7 separate regions of the Mus musculus genome follow, and regions 1, 2, 3, 4, 5 and 7 are each linked to region 6. A link is a loop called in an ENCODE intact Hi-C map of the cell type or tissue named here. Cell type or tissue: left cerebral cortex. All regions are shown on one strand. Region 1 overlaps Gpc6 (glypican 6). Region 2 overlaps Gpc6 (glypican 6). Region 3 overlaps Gpc6 (glypican 6). Region 4 overlaps Gpc5 (glypican 5). Region 5 overlaps Gpc6 (glypican 6). Region 6 holds the start of Gpc6 (glypican 6). Region 7 has its middle 330 kb from the start of Gm52093.

Region 1 (4,000 bases), 1.0 Mb before region 6:
CACTGATTGCATGATATCTAAAGGTTATATTTGAAAAGAGTTTTAGGACAACTGTTCCATTTCTGCATACACATCTGGACGTGTTGGCCTTTAACCTCTTACTTTTTATCCATCTAATTTATACCATTAAAAGCAGCAGAACTCCCCAGAGGCAACCACCTGTGGGAAGAAGGGATGAAGACCACATACTGTGCTCAACACAGCTCAGAGAGCAAGGTTTGGGTTCTGTGCTAACCGTGTCTCTGAAATGTTCAAATCTGACACCATCTCCAAGTCATTCAGGCTCACATCCAACAAGCAGGATGAAGTAGAAGCAAATGAGCTTTTGAAAAGGAAAAGTAGGGAAGTTCGGCTTACTGTGTTTCTCTTGATTCAGTTCTGTTACGCTCAGGCCACAGATGAAGACGTGTGTGAGACCGAGAACCCAGGGACAGTGCTCACAGCCCTTTCCTCAATGTTTGGTTATGTTTACCCATTTTCTTACTCACTGTCAAACTGAGCTGGCTTCCTTTGTGTTTTCAGTTGTTTATTTTTAACCATCAGTTGGTTAGTCGAAGAATACCACGATGTATGTGAAGATGGCCGACAGTGGTTGGCTTTCTCCCGTCTGCCATATGGGTGCCAGGGATCTGACTCAGGCCGTGCAGATGACAACGCTTCACAACACTGAGCCACATGGGCAGCGCCCTTCTCTATCCCTCCCTAACACTCTTCATGCGCCCCTTCCTCTCTACCTGAGCTTCTCTCCTCCACCAGCGTTTGACATCTTCGTTGGGATTTTCCTTGTTAGGAAGGAGGACGTCAGAAAGCAGTAGAGAGATGATTAAGGACTAGCTGTTCTGTCCTGAGTTCAATTCCCAGCAACCGCGTGGTGGCTCGCAACCGTCTGTAATGGGAGCTGATGCCCTCTTCTGGTGTGTCTGAAGACAGCTGCTATAGTGTACTCATATACGCAAAATAAATAAATTAATTTTTTAAAAAAGGATTAGCAGCTCTGTTTGCTCCAACAGTTTTCACCTTGGCAAAAGCCTGTTGTGGGCTGAAGTGTGTTCTCTAGAGACATGTGGAAGCCCTCATTTCTAGGACTGCACTATGCATCTTTATCGGGAGACAAGGTCTTTTACAGATGTAATTATTCTAGAAGGGGTCCTACTCTAGTCAAGTGCGCTTTTATTTTTGGCAATTCTGTAATTTTTAAATTGCAGCACATGAGACATCTCTTTGTCTCTGTACTCAGATTTTTTTTTTAAAAACTATCTTTAATTTTTTTTAAAGTAAACCCCCTCAGGGTCTGCTCTTTGACAATTCCTCCTTCCATTCCTCCTCCCTCATCTCAGAGATGTCTACACCCCCGAACCCCACCCAGCCAGGCCTCCCCACTCCCTGAGGCCTCAAGTCTCTGGAGGGTTAGATGCATACCACTTGAGCACTGTTTTTAGAAGATACCAAGATAGCTGCAGATGTAGCTCAGTGCTAGAATGCTTCCCTAGCTTGGCCCGGGCCTTCGGTTCAATCTGAAGTACCACATTTAAAAACAAAAAGAGACATAGATCAGATACCCAGATGGGGACAGGGAGTAACCTATGACTGTGTGGACCAACCAATGCATGGCCATGGCTCGTCAAGAAAAGCCCAACGTTGCCAGCAAAGCTAGATGGGAGAAGGTATGAGACACAGAGAAAGATGAGTTCAGACGACACGCTCATTTCAAAATGCTAGCCTTCAGATCAGGGAGGCAGCCACTTGGTTTGCTCAGCTTTGTTAAAACATCCGTAGGAAACCCAAGAACTCCTTAGTAAAATATATGAAAATGACAAACAACCCTGTGTCCTAAGCAGGCAGGAGCCAACCGCCATATGTAAATGTTGCGAAGACCACTGGATAGCCAGCCGTCTGCAGCAACGCCTCATGGTCTCCAGAGACCCTGTCTGTCTAAGCTCCAGAAAACGTGGATGCAGATGTTTTTCATTAAGCACATAGATGGCACTATGTCCCTTCTTGTGAAGGACAGTCTCTTTACAATGGGCACTCTCTTTCACAGTGCAGAGCTGGGAGCCCCACAGAACAGTGGGCGAACAGGATGTTCTCTGCTATGCACCAGTAACATTTTGGTAAATTGAATCATATTTTACGTACTGAGAGGGAGCTTGCTATTTAAATTAAATTCTTTTGCAAAGCAAGTACTGCTTCCTTCCCGAACCTTCAAAATAGAATTTTTCTTAAAAAAAAAAAAAATCTCCGTTTTCTTACAGTAGAGAACACAGCCATACAACAAATACCATTAGGAAAAAATAATGTCAGTACACGGTGTTAGGTTAAGAAAGATGAAAAAGATTGGCCGGCAGGTTTTTTCTAGGATGTTACAAGTTGGTACATTTGGAATGATTTTACAAAGAGCTTTTCACTAGCAGATTCTAAATTTAGAAACTAGGTGAATTTTATTATCTCTTTCAAATGTCTGAGGTTCTATAAATATGTTTGCTTCCTATAAATGTAATAACTTTAGTACCAACTTAAGAATATTTAATTTTTGAATCCCAACCTGGTTTGACTGCTAGGATCTCATATTTTCCCCAAAAAAGGAAATTCCTTGGAATGTTCTGAGAGCTTGAGATAAAATAGGAATCGATTTTGTTTGAAAGTGAGGAACACAGGCAGGGAAATGTCTTAGCTCATGGATTGATTTCAGAATTTGTGGAAGAAGAACATAGACCATTGTGCTTCTATGATAGAGTCTTTGCGATGTGTACTTGTTTTGAAGGGTGGAGGGTAGTGGCTGGCCTTGAACTCACAGTTTTCCAGCTTGAATTGCTGGGTTGTTAGGATTGCTTGTGAGCGAATACCAGAGAGCTGTCTCGTCATCTTAATCCACGTGGAGACAGTCTTGCATATTGGTGATAAGGCGTGAGGACAAAGAAAAGGGTAAATGGCCGTTGGCTTTGTCAATGACCAAAGCTGAAAATAATACACGTGCTCTGTTGTACTTGGCTGCAGACGTCCTGGGAGGGAACTCGTCAGATGCACATACAACCTTGACTCACGGTAGCCAGCGGTGAAGTCCATGACGACAGTATCTGTGTTATGAAGCTTCGGGGTGCTTGATAGCATCAGTGAGCATAGCACATTGTAAATGACAAGATTCTGGGAAAAGGAACTACAGAAAGGTTTGCCTGACAGCCAGGCCTTGTCATGAAGAGCCTTGTTGCACTTTGGGCTTATCCAGGACTCTGCTCCCCTCTTAGGACAGACCTGCCCCTCAAAATTCACTCTCATCAAGACCGGAATCTTCACATTTCCTATTAAAATGTTTCTTTAAGTTTCTAAAGAGGAGAGCACATGGAGAGTCAGCTTAGTGGCTCTGTTTCAACGAGGGTCGTTGAAGGTGAGCCACAGACCCACACTCAATACAGCAAGAGAAACACCATCTTCATGAAATCTTTAAAATATTTCAAAATAAACGCAAACAATCTGTGCTGGAAAAAATCTACATTTTAAGTAATGATGGGATCAATAGTGTTGATTTTTAAACACAAAAACCCTCCTTTTTTGCCTCAGGGTCTGTTTTAGTCCTGGGTTCACAAGGGGTTGCTTCCAGAACACTATCAATAGACATCAGCCGTGTATTTAAAACTTCCTTAACTCTAGTCTGGAGATGAAAACTTCTCAGTGAAGAGAACTGAATGTTTTATTTACAAACGAGCTCCCAGAATTCAGTCGTTGACTTACTTCTCAGCAGCCATGTCTCTCACCTGGGTTGCGTCTCGGGCCCCTGGTACTCAGGAGACCCCTTCACAGGTCATCAAACCTCATCCTTACTTTTTATTTTCCTTATTTCACGCTCTTCAACTTTCATTTCCCTGTTTCCAGATTCGGTGGTGGAGGGTACTGACAGACGTAGCGATCAGCGAGAGCCCACGAGATGTGTCCCTTCACATCTCCCCGTGCGTGCATTAGCCCACTTAGTAAGCTAAACAACTTCGTGCTGGTTTGGAGCCAAAGG
Region 2 (4,000 bases), 960 kb before region 6:
TCCCAATGACAAATTCCACCTGGAGATGCAATCCATTTTGCTTCACCACTACAATTAATTTCTCTTTTGTGCATTTGGACTTCTCCTTGGACGCAACGTTTTGCAGCCCAGGGTGCTTGGTCTTGGCATGCTCGGAGACTGGTCTTAACACACTATTGATTATTCTTCCCTCTCACAATTTCTGAAGTTGATGGCGCAACCAGCGTGATAAAGACAGTGGGCCTTTTCTTCCACAGTGCCTAAATCACTTCCTTGTAGTAAGGTCGCTGCTGATGGAGGGCCTTAACATTCCCAAAGCTCCGGGGATCTGTTGAGTGGGCTATTTTGGATTGCTTTGAAAATGACAGCTGACTTTTAAGGAGCATCGAGACAGAACAGGGAGCAGTAGCAAAGGCCTTGCTGAGATTAGAGAGAGTTGGGCACTGAAGAGTTAACAGCCAGTCTAACCACACCTCAGGAAGGAAAGAGCCCCACTGACTGCTGGGGTCAAGCTAGATCACTGGGGTTGGGATTCCCTGGAGAATGTATGCTATGTGTTCTGGGGGGAGGTTTCATGCTTTGTGGTGGGTTGTTTAAGGTGCTAAGGACAGACCACAGATTAGGTAATGTGTCCCAGTAGCTTTCCATTATATATGCCACGTTTAGATTTTGAAGGTGATTTCAAAGCAGAGATTGCTGGGTCTGAGAGCCAAACCATAGAGATTCCCACAAAGTGAAATGATTCATGGTTGCGCATTTAATGCATATCTGTGCATTTCATGCATGTACAAATACCTACCTGTATCTTTCCCAGATCCCCAAATTGAGACCTACTCTCTAAAACCATGGTGTTATGATGATCAAAGACACAATCAGTGACCGGATAGAGACAGGCACCCAGTTCACAGTGATTTGCCATATTAGCTTGTAGATAATAAGACAACATGTAATCTATCGGTTAGAAAAGGTGTTTAGAAAACATGGGGTTCCTTGGGTGGGTGGCAAATGGAACTCCTGGACATAAATATGGAATTTTCTTGTTTTCTGAGATTTCTTCAATAGCAGTATGAGCACAGGGGGCCCAGTCTAGGTTAGTATAAGCAGCCTGGTAGCCTAGGCACCCCAATGTTTTATATTTCCAACAAAAGAAGAAATAGATAAGAGTTAATAGTACGATAGATAGGATCTGACATTAAATGAGAGCTAGGTGGTCAAGTGATCAGAGCTGGAGATGCAAGCTTAGATTCTAAGGTGGTTTCTAAAGTCCTAAAACTGTGTTCATGAAGGGAAAGTAGAGAGACAGTGTCTGCTGGAGGGAACCTATGCTGTGTGAACAGGGTGGCTTCTCTGAGCCCTGTCCTCCTCCTCTCTTCAGTAGGCACAATTTACCACACCAGCATCGGTTGTGGTCACATGAAGCAGGGGACACACAAGCCAGTATCTAGACACACAAGTGCTTGGTGATCGTTCTATAATTACGTCAGTCCATAACTCACACTTCCTGTAAGTTCTGCCTTAGTGAAAAAAAATGTGACGGGGAAGACACCTGACCTGACGCTTCTTTCATTCTGTCTTTTTATCCCAGATGTTAATGTTTATTTTTACTTATGTGCCTGTGTGTGGTTTTATGCTTGGGAGTGCAGTGCCCACAAAGGCCAGAAGGTGGCACTGGATCACCTGGAGCTGAAGTTAAAGCTACTGAAGCACCCCCAAGGTGAGAGTCAAATTCAGGTCCCCTGGAAGAGCAGCAAGCATCCTTCCTTATCCACTGGGCCACAGCGCCAACCCCTGACCTGTAGTTTCCACACAATATGATCTGTAAGGGCTCAGAGATGTGCAGAAGCAGCAGAGTTCCTGTATTGAATTAGGAGCATTCACAGCTACTTCATGCTGAAACGTGTTTCGATGTGTTCGTGATGTAAGTTGTGGGGTTCCTCTAGGAACTTCCACCCCTGAGATGAGGATGGCTCAGACTTGCTAAGAGAAATGAAGTTCTGATAGAATTGCCTCCAAGGTTTGTGCTACCACTCGTCAGTTAAAGTTTAAAATAAAAAGCCTTCTCTCTCTCTCTCTCTCTCTCTCTCTCTCTCTCTCTCTCTCTTACAAGAAAATAGAAGTTTGTAGAAGGTATAAAACACATCTTTAGGCCGACCTTTTTCAACACTTTTAAAACTAGCATCTGGGTTCCCTTCTGCCCAGTTCATTCTAAGGGATAATTAGATAATTCCAGAAAGTATTCAGAACCTTTGGTATGGACAAGTGCTGTGAATATTCAAAGGGATCAGCTTTCCTCACTAGCTGTCTCAAAAGACACGCGGGCTTTAGGGAGCTCTCTGCCTCATGGCTCCTCTCCCTTAAGAGGATTACAAAGATAATATCTCAGAAGTCTATCGGTCTTCTGAGATGAAAGACACTGGCATTAAGATGGAGAGTGCTGGACAATGAGACATTTTATTGTTTTATAGGCAAGAGAAGGGGAAGGAGGGGGGAGCAGCAGAGTAAGAGATGTGTTGTCGGTTTGCAAATGTATTTAGAACTGGAATGTATTGACATAGTTCTCCTAAACAAGTACACTGTTCACCTTTTTCAGAGGTACACTTGCGGCTAGTGGCTAGTTTCCCCGTCTTCTCGGTCTCTGCCTTCTCTTTGCTGCTTTGATAACATATTCGCCAGAGTCATTATTGGCAACTTGAGAGGCAATGTTTGTGGATAGTCTCTGTGTGGGACTAATCTCATCTCCCCACTTTCTTCTCAGCTAAGTCAGAGAAGCCACGGTTAACTGTGCTGTCTTGAAATCTGTGAGTTGAGCTCTGGTGGTTTAATTAAACACAGGCATCCCTTCATGCTGTCTCAATTCACTCGGACTGGGGGTTTTGAGACTGTTTTCTTCATCTAGGAGATTCTAGTTTGTATTACCACCCTAGAGACCACACTGTTTGCTGGAAGAATAACTGGAGAATTTCAATCTATTACATCGAAGCCCAAGGAAACAAGGAGCCAGCATGTCTGCACAGGACTGTGTGTAATGGATCCAGTTGTGGCCATTACTTTCACAACGGACAGCGGAGAGGTAATAGACAAGTGTTCAGGAGACTTGAAGTGCTACGGCGAAATTCCTTCGACCGGGTCATCCATTCATAACAGGAACTTTTGTAGTTCTACAGGCTGTGAAGTGTAGGGTTCAGGGACCAGGCAATCTGTAGATGACACTGTCTGTCCGTCCTTAGCAGATAGACTGGTGAGAGGCCTCCTCAGACCTCCTTTATAAGGGACAACTCCAGTAATTACATCTTGAGGTTCCAGGGGTTAACTTCTGACCATAGCAATAGTCACTAAGAAGAGTCTCAAAATGTGGAAAACTAGCTCCAGTACTTCATCTTAAACTTGGGACAACATGGCTTCCCAATTTTCAAAGCCATTTTGAAGATAACATATGATGCCTAGAGAAGACACTGAAAAAAGTGAAGTGAAAAAGGTAGATTATTTTCACTGACACGATCTACAGTCATATGGGTTATGGAGCTAGGGTGGACAGTTTAAGCTTTATAGGCAACGGTCTCTTCCAAACCAAGGCTGGGACATTTCTTCCTCTGCCTGAAGAGCTAGAGGGAGCCATGCGTTCACATGAAACAAATTGCTGCCATATTTACTCAATTTACTATGTCAAGGTAAAGCAGAGTTTAATAAACAGCTTTACTAAAGTTAGCAGCTAGAATAAAAAATTCTAGTTCTTGATCATTTGATGAGTTATTTGCTAAAATTAACAGTCCATACAGAAAATGGAAAATCTCACTTACAAAATAGTCCAATGGGACATCTCGTTGGCAGACGAAGCTAAGAGCCACAGGCTCTATGCCTACAGTGGTTCCCCAAATGTTACAGAAGGCCAGTGCTGAATTTTAAGAGTATTTTGTCTACCTATACAACTGTGATGTTTCTTCCGCTTTTTTTTTCCTTGAAAAAAAAAAAAAACTTCATGACTCCTCTTTGGCATATTCAAATTGCTTTTATCACTGCTCTT
Region 3 (4,000 bases), 970 kb before region 6:
GATTTCACATCTATGCAAACATCGTCTCCCCCAAGTTTTTGACAGCTAACAATATAGTGGCATTCCCGCTGCTCATAGTTCATTCATTTTTGGCCAGCCTGGCTGCTTCCATTTTCTAATAGCTTGGTCAGTCTTTAAGTTGTAAGAAAACACCTGGGGAGTCAGGCTTCCGATGGTAATGACCATGAATGAGCTTAAGTAATAGAATTATTATGTACTGCAGATATCTCTCCACCTTTAACATTTATGAAGCAAAGTCAATTCTTACTCGAGTGGGTTTCTTTTCCTTTGGTTTTCTCGACAATGTTTATGCCTGAGGTTTATTGCCAGCAGTGGAGAGGATCCAAGTATGCTATGGGGATAGCCAAATTCTAAATGCTTTAAAATATATGCTATGGGTCCCAGAGTCGGTTAAAAGCCGATTGATTATACAGCAAATATATCAGAACTGGTAGTTATGAAATATCCCATTTCTTCAACTCTATCTCTCATCAGCATGAACCTCACATTGGGGAGTTGTGGAGCAAATGTCTCAGACAGCCTGGAAGAAAAATTACTGCAGGTTTTCCACGACAAGAAGAAGGTTTGGAAGTATTTAATGCGCAGTATTTACTAAAAGGCCCATGTCAACTGATGTCTTATATGAACAAAAATTTTTAATTTCGACAGTTTAGTATGGCTTGCTTGTTGAGATTTTTGGATCAATTCACTGAAACACCAATTTCATTTCTTGATAACAGAAGATAACAAGAATGAGTGGGCAGATGGACTTTTCATCTGGCTAGTTTATAACTGACAGAAAAGTTCCCATTTAATTTGTTCAAGATGCGGGTAGAAAGTTCTAGTGTGTGAAAAAGAAGATGAGCTGTTAGACACGGCCTAGGATGTTACAGATGTTTACTGTATTCCATTTGCATATTCTGTCAATGATTATTCATTCGTTAATATTCCTTCTTCATTTGTTTGGTGTAGTCCATCCTAGATTATGAAATCACACTCCTATTTACTGTGAGCTAATGGTTTAGGAAGCTCTGTGCCAGCTACTGTTCGCTGGAGGATGTCTAACAGAGTGGTGTCTTTGATGAGCAGGAACCCTGGCTTTTTGATGACACCAGCACGAAGCCCTCACTGTAAGCCGATCTTATGTGTCAGGGCGTTTTACTGAGTGCTACGCAACTGGGGAGAACGCAATACTCAAACGTGTGGATTGATTGGAAGTACAGAATGCATCAATTTGGATTTCAGCTACAGCCAAGGAATCCTGAAAGAAAGTTTCAAGTCTGAAGAGTCGAGTCAATCTATTAGCATCTTGTAAGACAGACCCGAATCTACATTAGTCCTATCTGAGTCTGAACAATGACATGGAGATCATGAAGGCTTTTCCTGAACTATTTATGAGACTGGAGGAGCCTTTAACTCAGAGTTGAACATGGTTTTTTATTTTATTATTATTATTTTTTTTTTTGGTAGATCGCCTCGAGACTGATTTTAGAGCACCCAGACTGAATAAAAAATGTGCAAAGTGTTTCCTCCTTTAAGACTTGCACTGCGTTTTTAATCACTCAAGGCTCCATAGCATTCTTTGGACAGGTCTCTCCAGCAGTGGTGGAGACTGTGTAGGCATTGTCTCCCAGGAAGTTATGTGGCTGGCTTTCTGAATTGTCTATCTTTCTCTTGGTGGTGTGCAAGCCCATTTGATGAAATCCAGTTATTCCCACTATTCTTTGATGTGCCTGAAAGAGTCAGTTCCCAAAGAGGGGAAACAGTCCAGAGTCTCTTGGCAGGAGCTGCGGATTCCACGGCGGCAGCAGCCTTTCCGTGGGTTTCCAGCAGCGCTCGCCGTTGAGTTAGATTTGTGCATCCTTCAAACCCACAGACTAAGCAGCATATCGCGGAGATAAGTCATCCCTTTTTATGGGTGTCTTCCGAGAGTCCCCACTTGGGCCCAATCAAGTGCAAAGCCCCTGAATGGAAAAGGCAGTTCTCTGCAGCCTCACGCTGCGTGTGTTGCCCGTAGAACAGCAAGAAGCACACGGAAGAAAGCCGGGTGCGCTGGTTTTCATGTATTTTATTTTCTCCTGGCTTTGAAGGCGCACTGCACTTTGCTGCTGTTATTACCAAGGGTGGAAATGAAACTGGGGTGTCTCAGTGGGGTTTTATAGCAAACAGACAAAGCAGGTTCAGGCAAGACAGGGCAGCCCATGATGGGAAGGGGATCGGGCAGAAGCAGTGTTTGCAGGGGTGAGTGGGGCGTAATTTATTCAGCTGCAGCAGAGACTGGAAGCCAATCTAACTCTGACCCACTTATCTTTAGGAAATGAATTAAAGTAGAGAGTCTGGTGTGGTGTTGTTGGAGAAGGTTTGCTTTTCCTTATTCAAGCTAAGCAAAGATGGAAAGGTGTGGGTGTGTGCGCGCAAGTGTGTGTGTGTATGTACGTGTGTGTATGTACGTGTGTGTGTGTGTGTGTGTGTGTGTGTGTTGGGATAGACTGTGGAAGGGATCAGTTCCAACCCCAAAAGAGGGGCTGAATCCCCAGAAAATAAAAGGGCTTCTTAAATCCAGCCTGACACGCTTTGAAATGCAAAGTGGTGGGCCCCTGGCCGAAGACTCCTCTGGGGTGGCAATGAAATGCCCTGGCAGTTTGAAGTGAAAAACTATTGCCCAATCCTCACAACCCAGGCTTCCTAAATCACACCCAAATGTCCCAGAGGCATGGGAGAACACTTTTTACGAGTGGCATTTTACTCTGAAAACAGTATTAGCCACCAGGCTGGACAACAAGTTCCCAGTGTTTCTGCCATAAATGTTTTGTTTCAAAGCAATAATTAAAAAATATATATATATATATATATAAAGTCCTCGCTGCACCTCCCCTCCAGCCAGGTTGGAGACTGAACCTCGGACTGTGTATATACTAGGACAGCAGAGACCCCCAAAGTGCATATCTTGATGGTGTTCGGTCATTTCTTAAGCCTGTCTGGGGGATTATTAATAACAGCTTTGGTTCTACAAACACACCCGTGAATTGAGGAAGACGCAACTCCGTCTTCCACCTTTCATTATTCCCATTGGATTCTTTGCATCCTAAACACAGTCTCCTCCCCCTCCCCCTCCTGGCCCCTCCCTCCATACCCTTCTCCCCTCCCCATCCACTCCTCCTAATGTTTCTCTTCAGAGAAGGACAGGCTCTCAAGGGTATCAATCAAACATAGCGTATCACGTTGCAATAAGACTAGGCACCTCTTTTGTCAAGGCTGGACCAGGGGTGATCCGGTAGGAGGAAAACGGTCTCAGATGCCCAAGCTGGCAAAAGAGTCAGAGACAAGCTCTGGTGCCACAAGAAGACCAACAGTAGAATTGGGGATATCTCAGGGATGAGCTAGAAACCTACTGCAATGGTAACTTCCTGTAATCTATGACGGTGGAGAGTCCAGAGACCTAGGATATGACCCAACCCGACTGGCAAAAAAAAAGTCAATGAAATGAAAAGATTTCTAGTGATAATGATACCCTGCTATACTCATAGATTGGTGCCTGACCCAGCTGTCTCAGGGAGGCTTCCTCTAGCAACTATGGGGACAGATGCAGAGACCCACAGCCATACATTAGGCAGAGCTATGGGGAAGTCTGTGGAAGTAGGGAAAGAAGGATCAATTGTAGGAGTCAGCGGGTAGGGTCAGGGGCATCACAACAAACCCACAGGATCAAATAATCTGGGTGCAAAGGGGTTCCCAGACACTGAGCCACCACCCTGGAAGCATGCACGGGACTGACCTGGGCCCTCTACATGTGAGTTACAATTGGGATGCAGATATTTTTGATAAAGTCCTATCAAAAGTAGAGTTTGGGGTTTCCGTGTTTGGTGATAGTAGAGAAGGAACTCCGGTAGACACGGGGTGTTAATGTGATTACATTGAAAGGAGGTGAAGTTCTAGCGGTGGAGTTACAGGGTCACACTGGTCCATGTGTTCCTGAGGTGATGTACGGGGAAGACCATGT
Region 4 (4,000 bases), 1.1 Mb after region 6:
CACACACACCAGTGCTGGGATTCTGAAATGATTGTATCTTTAGGTTGACCCCTACATTATCAGTGTAGTTTAGACAGCCCCATCCCATAGCTTAAGCTGCCCCACCCCACAGTTTAGGCTGCCCCACCCCTCAGCTATGTTGGCCCCACCTCTCAACTGGATCTCACAGTGCCCTAAGATACTGAGCTTCTCTGTGGCTAAATTGTGACCCCTGGATCCACCTATCAAAATAACCTAGTATTAGAGGGAGTGGTTGCCTGTGACCTCTATTCTATAACAGTATACAAAGTGCTTGGCTGTCAAGGAGTGAAGACTCTGCCAACTCCACCCCTGCTGACACAGCAAACAGAAGTTACTATAAAGTGTCCACTATGCCATTCCCTCCACGCTCAAATTAAGAATGAAAATAAGTGTGCACAGTCATGATTTTAATTGTTTAATTCAGAAAAAGTATATGTAAATATTTACAAATCAATCCTTCTTAGCCTACATATCAAAAATAAAGTGTTAAAGCAGTAGACATATGATTAGGGACTAGTCCATGAGTGAAATGGGGAATAATGCCTTTTAATCTTATACACAGGATCTCAGAGAAAGTGGAGGGGCCAGGCTATGCACATTCTGAACAATGGCTTCCTCTCTCCTCATTGTCTTGACTCTTTTCAAAGCTGTCATCTGTTTACTCTATTCCTACTCTCATCCTAACAACCAATGAGGAGAGGGCTTGTTCAGAGGTGTGCCCCCACTCAAGCATGCTGCTCCTAAATTATCCAGGTACAAACGAAAAAATCAACTTGTTGATGCTATATGTTTATTAGTCATCGTAAAAGTCCTGCTCTCTCAAGGACGAGCTATTGGAGACAATGACTGATTGATGCGTCTGATTTCACAAGACTGAGCATGTGAGTGTGTGTGTATGGGGGGGAAGTGATGGGGTGGATAGTGAAGGGGGTGTTGTGGCAGACTCTTACGAATGAATGGGGTTAGCTGTGTGGTGAGAAACACAGGGAACTCCTGTACATGGGAAGAGGAGGCTGAGGACCAAGAACTCAGTATATCGTTCTTTGCTATACAGTGACTTCTAGGCGAGTCTGGGCCACGTGGGACCATGTTCCAATACAACAAACAAACAAACTGCACAAAGAGCCAAAATACTTTAGTAGAATTCTCATTATAAAGTAATTAAATACACACGAGACGCATATTTGTGGTTAAAAAAGAGAAAATAAATCTTGAGAGTAAAGAAAATTTTATTTCGTCTCTCATCATAAGGTGCTGCATATGAGTATTTAAGTCTGAGAACGGAGGGAACAATGATGGAAGAAATTAATAGCTTCTAAATGAGGCAACTTCCTTTTATTCTCAACAGCTGCTCATTTTTACTTATTGTGCACATCTTTACCCAAAATGACAAAAGTAAAATTATTCTTTAGGAAGTTAATCACACGTGTCTCATTATTTCAAATAAAATGTTCTAAAAGCCCAGAGTCTTTGTACTTGGGGACTCATCTCTGCAAAGCACTCCTTGAATAACGTCAGCGAGGACTATGGCGCCACCTGGTGGTACGAAGCAGTATCGCTTTTAATCGTCAGGAGCATTTTTCTAGCTCATTGGGATCCTGATGAGGAATTGTAAAGAAACACTGGGTATTCTTAAACATATATTAACTTTATACTACTACATACATACTTTGTTCAGTTTTAATCCATTCACAACATTGCATAATGCCAAATTAATACAAAGTATTAGTGAGTGGAGAGTAATATTGCATTAACCTCACATTTTATTGTTTTAATTGATTTTTATCTTTTTTTTTTTTTTACTGTCCAGTTACTACTGACACTATAATATGCTTAAAGATAGGAGCTTTGCATGGCTGCCCTCTGAGAGACCCAACAAGCAGCTGAAGTTAGACATAGACTTATACCCAACCAATGGTCAGAAGCCCGGGATCCCTGTGGTTGAATTAGGGAAAGGCTGGGAGGAGCTGAGGAGGAGGGGGTAACTCCATAGGAAGACCCAAGTCTCAATAAAGTCACATTTAAAATTCCTAGGTTAATTGTAATTGATTTTAAATTTGTACTGCTTTCAAGAGAAAAAAAAAAGTTACAATCTAGGGTATGGCATTGTAAGATGTGTGTGTGTGTGTGTGTGTGTGTGTGTGTGTGTGTGTGTGTGTGTACTTGGGCATGCCTTCCTTTGGAGTCTGACCTGTGGACGGACATGGGGATTGCACTGAGGGTTTTCATACATGTTGACTAGGATTTTAAAGTACACATGGTGGGGGGGGGGGGGAACCAGGGCTCCAGCTGGATATGTAGCAGAGGATAGCCTTGTCAGGCATCAATGGGAGGGGAGCCCCTTGGTCCTGTGGAGGCTCGATGACTCAGCGATGACTCAGCGTAAGGGAATGCAAGGGCACTGAGGCAGGAGTGGATGGATGGGTGAGTGAGCACTCTCATAGAGGCAGGGGGTACACAGGAGGGGATAAGGGGTTTGTGGAGGGGAAACTGGGAAGGAGGATAACGTTTGAAATGTAAATAAATAAAAAACCAATAAATATATTTAAAAGAATTACATTTTAACATTATAGATCCATACCTGTTTTTCTCTTTATATGTGCTTGTTTATGCACTTTTATTTGTTCATGATTACATCCAATGAAGCGGTTCGTTATAGCAGAAAGGTTTTATTTGCCAAGATGCTAGGTAAATATCACACTTAAATGGTGTAAACATTCCAAATCAAGTTTTGAGAAATTCTCCACCAACTAAGTACATCCGTGCTAATCATTAACTACCTGAAAACTGTTCAGGGATTATTTTGATCAAAAGGTCCAAATATTTGCATGTAGTTTCTCACACTAGAAATATCAAATTAAGTGCTAACTGGTACATTACATTTGGTTTGTACATTTGTACATTTGTAATTCCTTGCAAAAGCTGAACTCATTATAAATATGTACATATGACTACTATTAAACTAAATGTTTAGATGGATAGAAGATGGAAGAAAAGTAGCTAGACAGCTTAAGTTTTCACCTCAACTCAAGGCAAATTTGCCTTGAAGGTAACACATAATCACTACATCCTATGACAATGGCAATACTTCTGTGAATCAATTCACATTAAGGTTACTTTCACATTTTATTTCTCATACCATATATCAAGATAAATATATTTAAACTCCAAATTCATATTTGTATTTAAATTATTGAAATTATAGTACATTTAAAGGTTGAGAAAAATTGCTTCCAAATGTTTCCCATGAAGATTAATTTCCTGGCCATACCATTTGAAGAAGTAGCAATATTAGGACATGCATTCATAACTTTATTCCCCTTGGAAGCCCAACTTTGCATTGAATCTTTAGTAGCTGGTTATGCTGTGTTCATTTAACCTTAAGTTAATATTTCATTAATGCTTCAAAGCTCTGTTTTTCTCTCTATTTCTCACTAATTGAATCACAGTTAGCATTCGGCATTTGTATATATTTTGAACTGGAGAATATCAAGCTGAATAAATAAATAATACAGCACAATATATACTGTATGCAGCTGGGTAGCAGGCTAATGTTTCACCGCAATAAACACTTTCTCAACCTTAAAATGCAGCGTTAACAAGGAGCTGTGCTATGTGATGCTTTCTTTCATTTATTTTTAAATGGAGTTAAGCTGCTATCATTAAATCCATACCCATAGATCTTTTGTCAGTGGCATGAATTCAGCTGGATCTAAAGAGCACCATTCCTCTGTAGCTGGAAAGACAACATGCCTGTTATTTTTTGAGGCATTATTGAAAGGTTATTTCTTTCTGACGATGTTCCAGAATATATCTTTATCAAAAGTGACATAACATTTTGCTTTCTTCTCTGGATAACCAAGACACTGTCTTGAGGAGTCAAAAATCTCCCAAAGTCCATTCCACAGAGTGTCAGAAAAGTCAGCTTAGTGATTTGAAATTGTTGAGTAGTCATTTTTACACATATTATCAGCCCAAG
Region 5 (4,000 bases), 53 kb before region 6:
AAAAAGCACCTCAAAGCAAGGCTGCCAACTGCTACTTACCAGTACAGATGCCTGCATTCGTTCCCTAGATGAATTGTTTTGGCTGTGCTGTCTGAGTCTCACATATGCATTACCCATAGTCACAGAGAGCATACACTATGACAGGGTTCCCATAATGGCAGTGGTTCCTGTCTTCAGAATAAGTTTGCTTTCACTGTGCATTCTACAATCTCCTCCAGTCGTATGAAACAGTCTCCTCTGTAATTCTTACAGCTTCCTCATATGCAAAACCTGTCTTGTTCAAGCCACACTAAAAGCAGATTCTAGTGGCGGACATGTCGAACTCTTGAATTTTGTTTACACATGTTGACTTCCTATTTACTAAAGCATTCTCAGACCCTATGAAGAGCACTGTGACTCTTTTAGGACATTCAGCTTTCATAAAAACCAAGTTACTGTTCTGGTAATATACAGTATCCATAAATAACCCCATTTAGCGTTTCGCTATGCTCTCCACTGACAAAGTGATAACCTAAAAGAACATTCCAGAGTAAGAATGCGCTCCAACGCTTACAGAAGTTCACTGGACATGGGTAGGAAGAAGCAAAGGGAAACAGATGATCAGAGAGGCATTTCAGAAACCGGCCAAGCACACGCTAGGTCTTCCATCATCAGTATCTGCTAAAGAGGTCCAGCACTCAAACAACTGGGCACAGGAGCAATCGCAGTCGGAAAACCCAGGAGCCCACACATTTGAAGATTAAACTGTTCGAACAGGGACAGCCACTGGCCAGCAAAGAAAGTGTTCCTGCAGCATTCCAGGTCCCGATGCTGCTTACAAACATCCCCTCATAACACTGTGACGAACACGTCTTTGAATCTCAGAGGAAAATACACAGTGACCCACTTTGGATTTCTTCAGAAGCTTGAATAAATTATAGTTCATGTTTATATAACTAAACCGAAGCCAGAAGAGGAAGCTTTTGTAAGAGCGTCAACAGTGCTGGTACAATCTTGTTATTCCCACTAAAATGTTGTGTTCCTTTTGCCCAATGAGCAATCTATCAAAGCTTTTATTGTGATCTCTCAAGAAAGTTAAACACTTATGGAGATCAAGGGAATCCTGTTGGGTCTGGCAAAAAGAACCATGGCAGTTGGCCTAAAGGCTCTGCACTGACCACAGCATACACAATGAAGGTTCTCTCCCTAGGGCTTCATTTTTAATAACAAAGTAGGAACTGCTATCGGGGGCTTTTCTCCAGTCCCCTACAAGATGTAAGCAAGTCTTGGTCACCTAGAGACAAGAAGACTGAGCTAAATGGTGGTAAATAAACCACCATTCAGTATTTGCCAGTGGTAAGTGGGTACCAGAAAGCCAAGGTGGTGGCAGAGCCATGTCATCTTTCTGCACTTCCTTCGCTTCTCCTTATGACTCATTGATGCATAAATTAGCCAACATCCTTAAGTTCACAAAGCCCGACTGAGCAAATATATCGAGAGAGTGACTCTAATTACTCTGAGGAATAATGAGGCAGTGTTCCCACTTTCTAAAATATTCTTTCTTCTCACCTTGCTACTCAAGCATATTTATCTGTTATCCCAAATATTCCTATGTGAGAATTTCAATAGTTTTCTTCTGGAAGGACCAGTTACACGTTTATAAGTATCACCATTACCAGGCTGTGACTAATTGTTTGCACAGAGTACCATGCTGCAGACTTGGAATCGGCCTTGTCAACCGGAGACTCTGAGGTTTGCATTTTACTTGGCATCATTTTACATTTTGCCAAGTAAAATGATGGTTGTTATTTTAGGATTGATACAACACTGATTCAGTAGACAGAGAGCGAATAGTGACATCAAGCTCATACTAAGGTGATGTATGTCAGTTGAAAATGATTGAAGTGCATGCAAAGAATAATTTATGCAAGGAACTGTATCCATGAACCTGGATAAAACTTTGGAGACAAAAATCAGTCGCTATATCCAAGGCATTATTATTCACAGTCTTTAAGGCATATTCCAAAACCTAACTTGTTGATTAAACAAGTGTAGATTAACATTTATCTTAAGCAAAATATCACTAAACAGAGAATGTTAATGAAACGTTAGGTCATAGACACCAGAGAAGTCACTAAAGATACCTCTAAGTGGCTATGCATTCCCCATGGTTTTAAGGGATGTGTCGCTTCTTTCTAGTGGCTTGCTTTTGTTGTCACTGTGCATGTAAATAGTGACCTTGCTTTGTCTAGAGATAGAGTCCCTCTCCTTGTGGGCTCACTACCTCATTTTCTTAGGATGGAAGGGTTTTCCCAGGTGCTGCTAGGCTGCTGCTTGCTGTAGCTGTAGCTGTTGTCATTAATTAATTTATGCAAATCAGCTAGATACCATCCTTGATTAATGTCTTTGCTGCTTTATTAATCTTGAATACTTTAAGAGGCTCTCATAGATGTATGACGCAATATCTACTTAGAGACTAACTACTCATATGATTAATTCAGGCCGTGAAGAGCAGTACCTGATCTCTTCTCATTGATACTACTAATTACATATAATTTATAACTTTTAGAAAAGTAATCGCACCAGAAAGAAAATTAAATTTTATAATTTTTCTACAAGTGACATTGGCATATAGCACCCTTAAAATAGCTGCGTGCATTTTCAATTTAAAATTAATAGCAGAGAAAATGTAATGACTATCTATCTGTGCCAGGTTTTGTGCTAAGGGCTTTACATGTTTCCAGACTTTATTTATAATATCTGCTTCATTAAGTAATAACTACTCATGCAGGCAGCAATATTGCCTAATATTTTGCTGTGCTATCCAAGAGCATTTACAACAGAATCATGCAATGAAACTGATTTTTCTGGCTTAATTTTATGGTTAAAATATTTTATGTCAATTTTGCAAAAGTCAAGATCATTCATTTCCTTACCTCGGATATATTTTTCTAAGTGACCAAGAACCACTTAATGTTATTCATGAAACAAATGAACTCATCGCTAGAGAATCTTGATTTGTCTGAAGACAGTGAAGGATGGTAGCAGAAGAAATGCTTGACCCTACAACATCATGTCTCAGAATTAAGGAACTCAGGACCTTATAATCTAACTCACTGCAGAAAATACCTCCACACAGAGTACATAATCCGTGACAAAGAACTAAGTAGGGAAACAAATATTACATGTGAGATCATGAGGCTTATTTATCTTTTAAAAACAAACAAACAACAACAACAAAAATACAAGTATAGAGAAATGACTAGCAGTTGAGAGCAATGGTTGTACTCTCAGGAGTCAGGTTCAATTCCAACCTTCTGTGATTTCAGCTCTAGGATATCCAATGCCAACTTTTGCTTCCACAGACTGAATCCATGGGGTGGAAGACATACATGAAGCAAGACATCCATAGCCAGGAGATTAAAAATGGAAAAGCAAGCTCAAGTGCAGCTTTGGGGAGAAACACTGAGCGGTAGGTAGGAAAACCCTGAGCCCCGAGAGGCCAAGGCCAAGGGACTTCCTGCTTTCTGAGTGTTTGTGGTGAGTATGGTTATACATAAGGTATGGAGGCTTGGGAGGGGCTGTCACTGTGCATGTTTGTTTCTAAAAATTTCTTTTACTTGGAAATGATCTCATATTCCAGATGTGAACTAGTGAGTGCCTGTGTCAGCAAAATGGAAAGAGACTGCTTTTTTGTTGTTGTTTGGCAATCTTGCTATCAAGATATAATTCAGAGAGAGAGAGAGAGAGAGAGAGAGGAAGAGAGAGAGAGAGAACTGTTTTAAAGGCTCATGCCAAATGAAGCTGACGTTTAATAACCTATATTCCCTTATCTTGCCATGATGGCACTAATACCATCAAGCTCAGAGTTTGTTTTAAGAACCATTTTTCTAAAATTATCTGTTCATAGAGACTCTTCTATTTCTTAAAGTCTCGTCTCACGTCCTTAACACAAAACCATTCAGGAACAGAGCTCCAGTCTATCCACAGAGAACAGCATTAAAAAAGCCAACTGATAAAC
Region 6 (4,000 bases):
CAAAGCCCTCTGCAGTTAACTCCTGGACAATGAGTACAGCCACTGAGAATAGTCTCCTGCAAAGTAATTGGTGACTACAGAAATGATTTACAATAGCCATCTGCCCCATAGCCAGGCGCCCGGACGGTGCCGAGGGTCAAGGCAAGTCTCCTGAGAGTCTCAGAATCTACTAAAGAATACCGATGCAATTTAAAAATACTTTGCTGTTTTCTTCTTGAAGATATCTTATCTTCTGAAATCATGTTGGGAAATATGTGTGTTTAAAAGATGCAGTTTTAAAATGGCCAGATTAGAGGAGAAAAAAAACGAGTTCCTAGAAGGGAGCCCAACTCTAAACGTTTTAAAAGTTGAATTTCCTGAGATGTGGTGAGTTAAAAAGGTGAAGCTGATCCTTATCAATTAATTAGAAAGAATGAAATAACAGTAGACAAAGGGAATGGTGGTTAAGAAACTTAAGGAGTTGCAGGAGCACTGCCTTTCTAGTCATTGATTAACAAATTAGGGAGTGCTCAAGTCGGGTGGGCGAAATCCCAGAGACTGAAGAGTAAGTATTCTTATAATTCACTACACTTTCTCAAGCTTACTAGATCCAGGGAACGGAACGCCTAGCTGTGAATTGGGGAGAGGGTGCGGAAGGGGGAAGGGGGCTCCTTCTACATAAAGCACCACGCTGTTTATGATACATAAGCGTGGTTTGTTTTCCTTTTAGTAATACCCAAATTGATAGAAATATAAGTAAAGACCCTCACCCCAGCGTTTCGAAGCCGATCGTCATAAAGCATTAATTCCACAACGTATTAAAAACTAAGATGTTTTACGATATTTGCAAGTGTTTTCCTTTAGTCCACCAGTTCTTTGGAAAAACAGTGTCTGGTGGAGATCTAGCGATCTGAGGTCACATAGGACGACTTCAGCTACCCGGTTTGAGCAGCCCGCGCCCTCACAGCATCCCTAGTCTCCCCTTGGCCTCTTTCAGCTCGGCTCCCTAGCAGCCAAAGGATTATCTGTCCCCGACACGTTTCATTCACAGAGCCCCAAAGAAGCTAGGAGTCGGTTGGCGCTAAGAGCTGGAAAACACACACCCAGGCTGCTCTGCAAGTTGCTGCTCCGGCAGAGGGTGGGGGCTCGAGAGCTCGGGAGGAAGGAATGCTTGTGACCAGGAGAGCCGGAGAACCTGAAGTGCAGACCCCGGAGACGAACGCCCCCATCGGGTCACTTGCTTAAGTTGGCTCCGCGTGCACCAGCCGGCCAGAGCGGGAGGCCATGCTCGGGACCCGGCGCCACGCCGGGTGGCCCGGTTGTCTCCTCAGCCCGAGTGACCAACCGCAGTCCGGGAAGCACTGGGGCACCCTAATGGGAAAGTCCGCCCCAAATCTGAAGCAGACAGAGTACTAAGACACCTCCTCCAACTGCCTCGGGACTCCAACGTGCAGATCCTAGAGACCCGAGCAATGGGTCCCCTTAGTGGCCCGTCCCCAGCCCAGGAGCCGGGCGCCCAGTCCCTGGAAAGGACCTGGAGAGCAGAGAGCTTGAGTAGGGGAATCTCCGCGTCTCTCCACCGCCCCCGCCGGCGCGAAGGCGGGAGTGGAGAAGGCGCCACTCAGACGGTGGCGCTGAGCAAACTGCGGCCGCAGTTCTCCCAAGTTTGCCCCAGCGAGGGGGATGCTATGGGCGCCCGGCTCCGCTTTCTGCCTCCGCTAGCCGTCCTCACTCCACCGTCCTTTGCTCCAGCGGCCGGGCCAGGCTCTAGGCCAGCCACGGAGGTAGCAGGGCGCGGGAGCAAATGCAGGGAGAGAGGGGCGAGGGACGAGGGTGCTCCCGCGTGTGCACACAATGAGGCGGCGGGCACGCACACCTTCCTCCCGCCCGAAAAACGGGATCAGCCTCCGCCGCCTGGATGCAGGGACGCGGGGTCCCTGGGAGGTACCCGCAGAAAGTGAGCACCAACTGAGCAACAGGGGGTAGGGAGAGGGCGCCCCGCCGCCTCTCGGGGCTGCAGCGGGCCCGGGGCCCACGCTTACCTGCGATCTCCTGGTAGGGGATGTCCGCCAGGCTGAATCCCTTGGCACCGTAAGCCTGACGGACCTCGCTGCAGCTCCGAGCCTTCACGTCCGCCGCGGCCGGGAGGGTCAGCAGCAGCCCGGAGAGAGGAAGAATCACAGCCCGGATCCAAGAAGGCATGGTGCAACATGCAAGTCCACCTCGGCAGCCCCCAGCTCCCTGTGCGCTCTTCACCTTGCCCCTCGAGCCGAAAGCCCGCCAGAGCCTGCGGCGCGCTCCTTAGCCGCTGCCCAGCGTCACCCCCTTCCGCCAGCCGAGGGGACGAGCCGCGCAGACCTCTGGACTGCACTCAGCAAACTTTTATAAGCCAGATGGAGGATGGCAAGCCAACCAGGGCTGCCTTGGGAAGGCTGCCGGCTCCGCTAGCCACTCCGGTAGAAAATCGTTGGAGAAAGAGGAGAAAAGAGGAAAAGGCAAAGAAATGTCTTTTTTTTTTTTTAAACACCACAGTAGGGGTGTTCAGCCCTGCGGTCCGAGTTCCGAGCCGCAGAGTCGTGGAGCGCTGCGAGCTCGCCTATCCAGTGTGCGCGACGAAGGTGGGACCGCGCGCCGGCTCCCCCCACCCCGAGGGAGATGGACAGGCCGGCGCGAGTGTGAGCGCGCGTGTTTGTGGGTGTGAACGCGGGGCTCTCGGGGAGGTGTGTGCGTGGAGGTATGTGATGGAGATGTACGGGATCGAGGGGAAACCTCAGCTTCACATAGACTGAGGGAGCCAGTGAGAGTCTTCTTGAAATGGGAAGAGAGAAAATCCTGGAGACTGACACAGGAGGCAAGAGGGAAGGAGAAAGGAGGGGAGGGAGAGAGGGAGAAACGTGCTACCCAGTGCACAGCCGAAATTCAGAGGCAGAGTCGGCCGCAAAACCTGGAATGGATCGCGAGCCACTAGGCAGGAGGGGAAAGATTACCAGCAAAAGGTCCCTATTTTCTCAATCACTTTATGGCCTCCACACACTTCCGAGATGTTCCCTTTCCTGATATAAACAAACCACCAAAAAAGACAAAGTGTTTGAGGAGAGTAAATGTTATCACGCTATATTTTTCTGGAGATAAAGAATATTGCATTTCCAATTGTTGCTCTTGCCCCAGTGTACCTAACACAAAGCCAGGGAAGAAATGAGCAGAAAAGAAACCTAGGAACGGGGCCAAAGCCACCTCTCTAGGTGGTAGCTGCTTTCGGCTCATCTTAATGTTTTGTTTTGTTTTGTTTTTTCCTAAGAACAGATAGAGGGCCATAGGTCTTTACTCCTCTCCTGTCGGCTCTCTCTCTCTCTCTCTCTCTCTCTCTCTCACACACACACACACACACACACATACACACAAAGAGGGAAGGAGAGAGAGAGAGAGAGAGAGAGAGAGAGAGAGAGAGAGAGAGAGAGAGAGGTTCCACCTACAAAACACTGGATTCTTAAATCACTAGGCTTAGGGCATGTGAAGATAAAACAATGGCTGCTGGCCATGCAAGAAACAGGACCCCAGGAGGGACAAGGTGTTGTAATCTTCTCTCATCAGATTCTCTCAAACACTATAACCTTAACATTTTCTCCCAAGTTCTCAGAAGTCTGTGAAATGGGATGCAAGTGAAAATTCGGGTTTAACCAACTTCCTGAGCCTTTCTTCACGCTAATGAGCACAGAGATCAAATATACTTAAGTCTGCCCTGAAACCCACAGCTCCTGAAACTAACCAATCAGAAAAAGAAGAAAAGAAATGCTATCCAGTAGTGAGGCCTTGTGGACACTGGTCTCCCAGTTCCTGAGAAGTCAGTACAGGGTCAGGCCTAGTTCTGTAGTACTGAAGTATAAATCTGCAGGATGCTGGTTTCCTGATGACTGGTGACCAGAGCGACTCCTGGAGCCTAAATCCTTGCATTTGCCTCTATCCTAGGCACCTTCGTTACTGTCGGAATTGTTCAGCACATCTTCTTTTCCAAGAACTCCTC
Region 7 (4,000 bases), 370 kb after region 6:
TCAATATTATAATCAAGGATTACTTCATTGCTTTAAATCACACTCACTCAATGAGCTCATTGACATTCTCAGTTATTTATGTTTGCTCAGCCCCGGGAGGAAATTCACTGATATGAGTGATGTCACAGCTGAAAACGAGTTGATTGCCTTGTCGGAACCACACCCTCCAGCTTCATTCATAGAAGAGCTCCGCTTTAAGCGTGGCAAAGCTTATTCATGCGATGCAGGCTGAAGGAAGCCATTGTCCTAGAGTGTTGAATCAGTGTTTTTGAGTTTTCCATTTTAATTTTAGAACTGAAGCTAAACATCCAGCACTACCTTGTGGTAGGGAGAGCGAGAGGGGATTCAAAGGAAAATTTTCAGCACTTTACATTTCAAATTCACAGTCTCTCTGCAATGTGGCAATTACTTTAAAAATGGCTTTTAGATTTATGATGTTGGACATAGAATATTTAATAAGCATTGATTATTTTTATTTGGTTTTAATTTCCTTTTACTCTTTGTGGGTTTTTTTAAAATAGCACAATGCTTTTATGTTAAAAATCAGGATCTAATGAATAAAGTATCCATAATAAAAAAGTTCATCAATTCAACAAGCTATCTTCTTCTATTTTTAGAAGGAATTCAGCCAAGATAGCCATGTGTTCTCATAACTAGGCTGTTATAGTATCTCAAAACTACTGTATAGTAGTGTTTAAAACCTTGAGTGTGTCTTCTGTCAACTCCATATCATTTTACAGTGATTGTGTGGTAAAGTAGAAAGCGGTGGACGTTGGGACCATAGACTGGCTGCCAGACTTGTTTTTTGCAATTTATATTTGAATAATATTAGACAATTTTTCTGATTGCTCAAGTCTTCAGTTTGTTTCAATGATCCATACTAGTCCAGAATTGTTGTAACTCTACCACTTCTGAAGTTTACTTATCAGTCTTTGATTTTTCATAAAAGAAATCTAACTTCATTAGCCGAACCTCATTAGTTTATGTTTTGTTATTTTCCTATAATTTAAAATTAACTCTCCATGCCAAAGGATTCATTTCCTGAGTCCTGGTTTGGACATCTTCTTAGCCTTTTTTGTTCTTATTAGATGAAGTTTCTTCCTATTGCTTGAATACCATTTTTCCTGGAAATAAATAGCACATGGTATACCTTCAGAAGAAAATAAAATGATGAAACTCACCGCATTGTCTCCTTATGATTTTCTAGTGCTTCAGCACATAAATAGACAACGCCCTTTGATAATAATGTAAAGGCAGTGAGAGGTGGGAACAAGAATGTAGATCTGATCTGCACAGAGTCTGATCTCTAGGATACCATATTTATAGTTAATAAACCTACTTATATTTATTCAAAAGCAATATGACCACTCAAACATAAGCTAAAAGTAGGAGGCCAGCAAACATGCCAGACTTCCTGACGATAGCCAGCATATCCTCAACCCTAGACAAAGAATGATAAGAACTGAGGGAGAGTGGGAGCAGGACAGGTGGTTTTCTCCAGGGAAGAACACAGCAGTTGGGCTCTGGTGTCAAATGGTCATCCCTGAAAACATATAAACATGTAACATTATATGGATGCAGTAGGTTATATTTGGGAATCTAGAAATATAAAAATACATATATTCATCCAATAACAATTGATGAAAAAAAGAGGTAATAAGTTTGCAGTATATAAGATATAAGTATATAAGATATAAGTATATATATTTTATAAGACGGTTTGGAGGGTAGAAAGGGAAGAGTGCAATGTAATTAAAACACAATCACAAAAGTAAACAAAAAATTACCTTTAGTTATTAGCACAACTTCCATATTGTTGCTTAATATTTATTGCATGTCCTTGATTTTGTTATGGTCAGAATAAGGGCTGTAAACTGGTTTCTCTTAAAAATAAACAAATCCATCTTCTTTGCCTTGGGTTGACAGTTGTGGAATAGTTTGATGCTTGTGGTATGGAGCGTGTAATTCCAGCAGAGAATGCAGCTCTCTGCCCTGTCAGTCCTACAGGTCAAGTGGGCCTCTCAGAGACTTGTTCCACATTCTCTTTCAGGAGTTCTAGGAAAGATAGCAATCGCCAACATTCTTTTCCGTAATGTATCTGGAAACTATCTCCCAACAGCTCTGCTTATATGTCACTGGTCACATTTAGTAATGGTCTCAGTTACCTACAAGGAACACAGGAAGGCCAGTGCGTGCAGCTGTGTTCCTTCACCAAACAAAGAAAGGCACAGGGAGTGGATGTCAGGGGCTAGGAGGTCTCTGTACACATCTTTTTCATCCACCTGGACAGCGATTTGCTTTGTGTGCAGGGAAAGTAACTGGCTTAACTTGAGCATTTTAGGCATAGAAAGAAAAACAAATCTTTTCAGCAACTTGGTAAAGCAAATCAAATGGATTCCAAATGCAAAGAGTTTTAGACCCAATGTTTTCACTTCTAAGATTAGAAGGGACACAGAATGACAGCATAGAAATGCAGAACATTTTTTTATTTTGGGTAATGAGATGAATATGCATCCTCTCATTTCAATAACATTGCCAAGGATAGATTTTTTTTCACGGTACAAGCAGGGGTCAGAGTAGCCCACACACTAGATTGCTTTTGGTTAGGACACCTGGATTCAATTTAATAGAGTAGGTTGACCCAAAGTCTGCAAATTTAAAAGGCATTTGTATACAAACAAGAATTCATAATGTGAAATTTGTAGTTTCTATGCTTACAATATTTTTATTCTGTTGTCTTTCAGGGATAAAATGATATGAGCTATGGAAATATACTTTGGTAACTTGAAAGTCTTTGGTGAATAGTGGGGAAAAAATGGAATTGGAGAATTTGAGGACACATTGTCTCAAAGTATGATGTTGTCTATTTACCAACCCTGTCTCCCAGAAAAAAAAAATCTTTCTACTGATGAGAACAGATATCCAGAATGTTTGTCTCTTTCTTGGGCACAGAGCTGTTCTACCTGCTGACTTCTTTACATGGCTTTATATACTGAACACTGCCTTCCACATCTTCTTCACGTATCTTAATATTCAATCTTGTTTCATGGTCCTTGGATGTATCCGTCTGCTTTACTGCTTTACTCCTTCAGTTTGGAGTTTATACTCTCCCCGCAGTCATGTTCTGTTTTATTAGGAGGGAGAAGAAGAGGAGGTACCAGAGATAAGATATACCTGTCTTCTTGGTCTGCTTTACTGATTACGATACACTTTCTATTCTTCAGTAGTCTATTTGGGTAAGCATCCAAAATTGGGCTCATCCAGTGCTCATCACCCAGTCAGTTCCCTATGGCTGTCCACACTGTCTTTAACTCACGCATGGTTCTTGAAGAGATATTTTGCACATAAACTGTAACAGTGATTGTTTGGAATGTATTCTCTTGAACACAGCATAAAGATAGTAAACATTTAATTATTGGATTTTAGTATTAAAGGAAATAGATCCTTGAAATAAGTATAAAATCGTGAAGTCAATGAGGAAACATGCAATTTAACTTTTACAAAGAAACATATTTGTCTCTGTTGTTAGGTTCAAAGTTGATGCAAGAAATTTGACCAGAGTTCCATTAAAGGAGAGCATTCTTTACAATATGGTTCATTGGAATGCCATGATGTTCATCTACTCTATATACCTGTGCCAGCACTTCAAGGCGGGCTCTTTCTTACTCTTATCCTTTTGTGTACTTTCATCTGCAAAGATTTAGAAACACCACATCTTGCCTGAAAATTGTCAGTTAGTTATTCATAAGGTACTAAAACTAATAAAGAGTGAATGTTGTAATATTCTATGACTTCCAGTGGTTTCTCAAGTATATGAATCAATAAGAGAATGAATGAAAGAGACATAGGAAATACTATAAGGGTGTTAGACCTCCTCATCATTTTAGAGACTATATGTAACTTTCAATATAGTGAAAGGAGATGATTAGTAAAAGCAAAGAGAAAGAATTTGTTGCTTGTCTCTACGTAGGGAACTATTTAAAAGGATAAAGCCTAAATT

What was found. Peaks named below come from ENCODE experiments on the same cell type or tissue, not always from the same donor. Only the 100,000 strongest peaks of a DNase experiment are listed, where the experiment ranks them.
Region 1: it touches region 6 in a loop (4-fold over the local background); 8 of 42 quality-filtered maps call a loop at or near these places.
Region 2: a loop joins it to region 6, with 3.0 times the contacts of the local background. A loop is called at or near these places in 2 of 42 quality-filtered maps.
Region 3: it touches region 6 in a loop (3-fold over the local background); 2 of 42 quality-filtered maps call a loop at or near these places.
Region 4: a loop joins it to region 6, with 4 times the contacts of the local background. A loop is called at or near these places in 5 of 42 quality-filtered maps.
Region 5: it touches region 6 in a loop (4-fold over the local background); 2 of 42 quality-filtered maps call a loop at or near these places.
Region 7: a loop joins it to region 6, with 3 times the contacts of the local background. A loop is called at or near these places in 5 of 42 quality-filtered maps.

The regions. Positions count from the first base shown.
Region 1 is chr14:117,921,879-117,925,878 of GRCm38, reverse strand. All of the region lies in intron 6 of Gpc6 (glypican 6), which reads right to left. Among named protein-coding and RNA genes, the nearest start is that of Gm52110, 14 kb to the right of the region's middle. In left cerebral cortex, a CTCF peak has its summit at 1,980; DNase peaks (open chromatin) are centred at 2,029 and 2,774; H3K27ac peaks cover 242 bases.
Region 2 is chr14:117,880,096-117,884,095 of GRCm38, reverse strand. All of the region lies in intron 5 of Gpc6 (glypican 6), which reads right to left. Among named protein-coding and RNA genes, the nearest start is that of Gm52110, 28 kb to the left of the region's middle. In left cerebral cortex, a CTCF peak has its summit at 1,631 (motif pointing right); a DNase peak (open chromatin) is centred at 1,653.
Region 3 is chr14:117,893,622-117,897,621 of GRCm38, reverse strand. All of the region lies in intron 6 of Gpc6 (glypican 6), which reads right to left. Gm52110 (a long non-coding RNA gene) reads left to right here. Exons shown (of 3, transcript XR_003951109.1): 3 at 1-4,000. Among named protein-coding and RNA genes, the nearest start is that of Gm52110, 14 kb to the left of the region's middle. In left cerebral cortex, no CTCF peak of the experiment used is centred here; DNase peaks (open chromatin) are centred at 1,834 and 2,294; H3K4me3 peaks cover 849 bases; H3K27ac peaks cover 1,461 bases.
Region 4 is chr14:115,829,097-115,833,096 of GRCm38, reverse strand. The region is part of intron 7 of Gpc5 (glypican 5); the gene reads right to left. Among named protein-coding and RNA genes, the nearest start is that of 4930505G20Rik, 420 kb to the right of the region's middle. In left cerebral cortex, a CTCF peak has its summit at 1,565 (motif pointing left); DNase peaks (open chromatin) are centred at 997 and 1,561.
Region 5 is chr14:116,977,010-116,981,009 of GRCm38, reverse strand. The region is part of intron 1 of Gpc6 (glypican 6); the gene reads right to left. Among named protein-coding and RNA genes, the nearest start is that of Gpc6, 54 kb to the right of the region's middle. In left cerebral cortex, no CTCF peak of the experiment used is centred here; DNase peaks (open chromatin) are centred at 91, 276, 945 and 1,634; H3K27ac peaks cover 1,221 bases.
Region 6 is chr14:116,924,117-116,928,116 of GRCm38, reverse strand. It overlaps Gpc6 (glypican 6), which reads right to left and starts at 2,820. Exons shown (of 9, transcript NM_011821.3): 1 at 2,022-2,820. The coding sequence starts at 2,181. In left cerebral cortex, a CTCF peak has its summit at 1,558; DNase peaks (open chromatin) are centred at 1,493, 2,119, 2,328, 2,838 and 2 more places; H3K4me3 peaks cover 3,137 bases; H3K27ac peaks cover 2,871 bases.
Region 7 is chr14:116,549,700-116,553,699 of GRCm38, reverse strand. No RefSeq gene overlaps it. Among named protein-coding and RNA genes, the nearest start is that of Gm52093, 330 kb to the left of the region's middle. In left cerebral cortex, no CTCF peak of the experiment used is centred here; DNase peaks (open chromatin) are centred at 145 and 2,406.